Linked DNA regions of Homo sapiens: region 1 is linked to region 2. The links are chromatin contacts, found by Hi-C in ENCODE. All regions are on one chromosome and are shown on one strand. The core of a region is the stretch at or near the end of the contact, and the rest is flanking DNA. Distances in the headings are between cores, read along the strand shown.

What was found. A loop is a pair of places that touch in the nucleus more often than their neighbours do. Pooled maps may share reads with other maps.
Region 1: a loop to region 2 is called in a map with no recorded cell type, with 4 times the contacts of the local background. The contact joins the promoter of MS4A1 here to the promoter of MS4A6A in region 2. A Hi-C loop is called at or near these places in 8 of 37 single-sample maps with no recorded cell type and 4 of 50 pooled maps.

Annotation. Positions count from the first base shown.
Region 1 is chr11:60,454,433-60,457,132 of GRCh38, reverse strand. MS4A1 (membrane spanning 4-domains A1) reads right to left here and starts at 1,286. Exons shown (of 8, transcript NM_152866.3): 1 at 1,188-1,286.
Region 2 is chr11:60,181,672-60,184,375 of GRCh38, reverse strand. It overlaps MS4A6A (membrane spanning 4-domains A6A), which reads left to right and starts at 1,293. Exons shown (of 6, transcript NM_022349.4): 1 at 1,293-1,398; 2 at 2,635-2,704. The coding sequence starts at 2,649.

The DNA.
Region 1 (2,700 bases), core at 37-2,536, 270 kb before region 2:
TCCTTGCCTGATTGCAAGGAATTCTTCAGAGCTCCTAGCTCTTTGCTTTCCTTACTAGACATCAACTACTTTCTTCGGAGAATCCTGTATCCTACTAGACTTGCATAGGGAACCTGTTTTCTATGTACTATGAGCTCAGTTACATTAAGCTGAACATCAAACTCAGCTACTTCCTCAGGGAAGCTTAACAAGTGCTCACAATGGCCAGGTGCAGTGGCTCACACCTGTAATCCCAGCACTTTGGGAAGCCGAGGCAGGTGGATCCCCTGAGGTCGGGAGCTCGAGACCAGCCTGGCCAACATGGAGAAACCTTGTCTCCACTAAAAAATGAACAAACAAACAAAACACACACACAAAAATGCTCACAATGCTGGATTAAACATTTCTTTCCACCGGATTCTCAGTGAGATTAAGCCATTTTATGGGAAACAGGGAAAGGGAATCACTTATATACTGGATTCAGAAAACAGTAATGGCATGATTAAAATTAATCCTTGTTTTCCTTCATTAGAGCTCCCCCACATCTGCAGCGCCCCCTCTTACTCTTGGTTTCCCATGTGATAGATTTGAGGCAGGATTTCATGCTCAACTTGGTGTCCACAAATCCCCTCCAGAAAATGTTAGCCTGTAAAGCCACCTATACTTCTAGGTATATTTACATTTAATGTAGACAAAAGCATTTACAGGAAGACAAATGGAGTTTTTTTCATTATGCCTATGACTGATTATTTTCTCATTTGGTATTGGGAAGTCCTAAGGGATTCAGGATTTTAGTTCCAATTTTCCTAATGTAATGGGTACCATTGCCCCCATTTTATAGATGAGGAAGCTGAGGCTTTAGAGGTTTAGTAATTTGCCCAAGGTTATATTGTTTGTTAGTGGTAGAGCTCCAGTTTGAACCCAATGGTTTAGAAACCATGATTTAATATATATGCTGCAATCTACTACTTTTGTGGAATGATTCACAGTTGACTGCATAGGGTAATTGTTGAGAGGGAGACTGATTAGAGGAGTGAGTGGGCAGCAAGCCTTGATATCGTCACCCCTCCTTAAGTCATAGAACTATTAGGAAGTCTGACTAGGGAAACTCTAGAATTAAGATCAAGAACCTCCAGTCTTCAAAACCATTCTATACCTTATCCATCACCTCCTTTAAGTCATTTAAAGAAAGCAAATTGATTCCTTACCTGAGTCTCCAAGGCCTCAAATCTCAAGGGCTGATTTGGATGCTAGCTGCGGAGTTCAGTGGGTGCAGTTTGTTTCTCAAGCACACTGGGAGGGTGAGTGGTGTAGTCCAGGCCTGAAGATGAAATCGCTGATAGACATCAGGTGACAGGAAATCAGTAGCTTCTGCTACCTTGGGCTTCGCTCCAATTACTTTGGTTTAACACTTACCATAGCTGAAGGAGGTGCAAAAAAAGTTTCTGCCTTACCAGGTTTCACTTCTTGAAAAAGACCCCAGGGGACTGCCTGGCATGCTCATGCTACCTTAATTAGAAGAACTTCTGCAGCCCCCACCCTATAAGCAGGTGTGGATGGTAGGTCCCTGAGGACAAGAAAGATTCTAGAAGTTGGTCAAAGATGGGCCGTTAGCACTGACTTTTACCTTCTGGCTTCACTTTTAGGGCTGAGTAGGTGGGCAGGAGGCATCCATGCAGAGATTCAAGAATCACTGAGGCTGTACACTTGGCAGCACTATACTTAGGGGTCCCCAAATATTGTCCTCATTGGCTCACACTTAAGTTTCTTATGAACCATGTATATATCTTGTGTCAGATTTAGCAGAAATGGCCTAAAATTATACTTTAGTGCCATAGTACATGTACCCAGCCACTCAAAGCAAGAATTAGCCTCCATATTTGGAAATATAAATTGAAATAGCACTTTTACCTCTGAACCCACCTTTTTCTTCTGTCTGTCAAGTTCCCTTGTGTCCCCTCTCTTTTTAGTCTAGTCTGGAGCTGCAGGGTCATCAAGCACAGTACTAGATCAAGTAGGGAAATGGAAGAAGTTGGTAGTGTCAGGAGAGTCTAAATATTTGGGATGTGAATCAAAGTTTTGCCCAAAGATAATGTCCTCTCTCTCCCCCTACAATATTCAACTTTTATGTTCATATGTGGGATTTTTAATTACATTTTTATTTCCCTGTTCATTGCTTCATTTTATTAGAGACACAGAGCTATAGTTAGGTAATTATTTGTTTATTTAATCTAAAGGGATGAAATATGGCAGGCAGCTCTGTTGCCTAATTCGAGGTTCATTCCTGTCTCTCTCTTTCATCTCTTCTCTCTTTCTCTTTCTGCCTCTCTTTTTAAATTTAAGATAGTTTGGAACCATAGGGTTAGATCCACTGGGTAGAAGTAGTTCTGGGGAGGCTGATTGTGGTGTGATATTTAAAAAGATGCCACTCTAAAAAAAAAAATTGTTGGAGCCGTTCATTAGGGGAACTGGCTACCATTTCAATAGAGAATTTACTTCTTCAAGAATACTCAAGTAAAGTCATGCAGTCACCTCTCAGAGATGCTGTAGAGTGAAGGAGAGTGGGAACAGAAGATCCATCATCCATTTAACATTCTAATTGAGGGTCTATGCATATCTGCTGAAATGCTTGAGTGATTGGTGATGGGAGGACAATTACCTAGGGTCTGAGTTGTGGATGATTGTGAAACCTGAGGTTTGAGTCCTGGATGGTGGGGTGGT
Region 2 (2,704 bases), core at 44-2,543:
CCCACTGGAAACACAGACGGCACTCTGCGAAAGAGGAAGGGGCGCCAGGAGCTTGGGTGAGCAAGGTTGGAGGTGATTCTGCCCCTCTCCCCAGGCTTTCTGTGTGAGTCCATTCCTCCTCTCAGATTTATTGTTAGAACTTAAGACAAGCCAATTACATTTCATAATGTCTGTGTCATTCAGACGCTGAGAACTAATCCAGCCTTCTAAATGGTGCTTCTTAACTCCTTTCTTCAACAGGAGAGTTAATGTGTGGAATTAAGTGCAGAATCCATGGCCCTCTGTGGTGACGGTGATGGTTCAGGTTGTGTTTCTGGGTTCATTCTGGAAGCTCCCCCAAGGAAAGGAGGAAGGAAGCTTGCAGGGTGGGGCTTTGCCATTGCCCTGACTGGCTCTGGTTTCCTTGCCTGATACATTGAAGTCAGCTTCCAAAGAATGCCACCCAAGGTTTTGAAGGGGCACAGTGCCTCTGTCCTCACAAAACCAGCCTGCATATGAGTTTACTGAATTCATTTAGGTCCTGCTGAATCTTTCCCATTTGTTCCTTCTCTGTTTCAATATTTCAATGCTTCCCTGGAGGGGCCCAACCTTTCTGGAGGGCAAAGATCTGTTGTTAGAGAAAAAGAGCAGCCAGAGGAGGAAGATGACTTGAGGGTAGGCAGCAGTTGGGCAATCAGTATTGAAAGGTTGCTTTCAGCCTGCCAAGACTTGGGGAATTAGAAAAGCAAGATAAAACAAAACAAACAAACAAACTATATATATAAAAAACAATTTTTTAAAAGTTTTTTTATGTTCTATATTACTATTAGCTATATATTAATGAATGTTCCTTTAAAGCAGTGTAGTCATTATTGCTATTATTATTATTATGGTTAGTTATAGACAGTGGAATATTGTTCTTTCTCTATATTATGATTACTAGCACTATTACTGTTATTAGTTACATGTTATTGAAAGCTTCAAAGCAGCATAGGCTTTTTATAAATATTTTTGCTCATCTTTATGACAATTCTCCAGTGTTGGTATTGCTCCTCTATTTAACAGATTAGAAAACTGAAGCTTCAAGAACAGACTTGCCTAACAACAGGAAACTTGTATGTCTCGAAGTGGCAATTCACACATAAGGCTCCATGACTCCTGAACTCTCACAAATATTAGTTGGCTCTTTTCATGGTTTTACTGAAGTTGCTAGAAGTTTACAGAAAAGGAAGTGCAGGAACATTTCACAAATCTACAATCTGTGAGTATCACATCCTGTATAGCTGTAAACACTGGAATAAGGAAGGGCTGATGACTTTCAGAAGATGAAGGTAAGTAGAAACCGTTGATGGGACTGAGAAACCAGAGTTAAAACCTCTTTGGAGCTTCTGAGGACTCAGCTGGAACCAACGGGCACAGGTAGGTAATGCTGGAAGACTTTTCTCATCTCACTATTCCCTTGCCGTGACCTCATTAGAGGAGTAATTTAACTTGAAACTCCTTGACAGCAGTTAAGAGACACTAGGGCCTTTTGGAAATAGAGTGGGCAAATGGAAGGAGTATCTGTTTTTAACTCTGTGTCCGCTGTATTCTAATTGCATAAACTCAGTGAGTCACTTACCTAAGGTTGTGTAATTAATGGGAGCAGAGCTCTTGTCTCTTCAAATGTGTTTAGACCATTTGTAAACTGGGCGGTCTGTGCTTTGAGAATGGTGCCGTGAAAAGGGATCCAAGCTGAGCTTAGCAACAAATACCACAACCTACTTGGTCTTTATGCTAAAAAGTGGGGAGGACCAACGACGCGAGCCTATGTGTTATGAGTCCAAGACTTGTTCTCATACCACTGCATGCAGCTGTTTCTCCAGCCTGAGTAAACTCAGACACAGGCTGGCAATGCCAGGTGGGAAATTAGGAAGAGGTAGAATGATCTAGAGATTTATGCAAAGGCTTCAGACTCCAGGAAAGCTGAGATCCAAGACTGGTTTTACAGCTTCCCGGCTGTGTGAACCAGGGTGAACAATAAGGGTAACTGCAAATATTTCTTCAGCATTAACTCTGGGCCACACATATATGCAATAGGTATATTATTTGCATTCATAACTTAAACTTTATTTTGCATTTTCTTATTTATTACATGTTTTTACTAACTTACTAACATGCAGAGCTGTTGTAAGGATTAAAAGCACTGCAGGGTAAAAATTAAGAATGTGTCTGGTAAAATATGATAAACATATCTGAGTGCTAATAAATAGTATTATTAAACAAGAAATAAGTAAGCAGAGTTCATTTATTAGTCTGAAAATTCATCAAATATATGGCAATACAGTTGTTGTCAGTAGGACTAGAGGAAAGGGAGGTTGTTGCATATTGCAAATTTTGTGTGACCATTTGCCTCTGGACATTGAGACCTCTCAAGATTCATGTTGCTGCCACCCTGTGATGTGTTTATTATCTATAATGGACTGTGTCAAACATTATGGAAAAATCCTCATGAAACCAAGATTGTGTGGTTTTCACTGTTCCATACTATCAGTTTCTTTCTCTAATGGACAGGCCAAGCCTAGACTAATTGGCAAAGACTGAGTTACTGTTTTTGGAGTCAGAACCTGGGAGCTCTGTACTTTTTAAGAGCTAAATCTATTTTTTCTTACATAGTTGGCAACACCATCATGACATCACAACCTGTTCCCAATGAGACCATCATAGTGCTCCCATCAAATGTCAT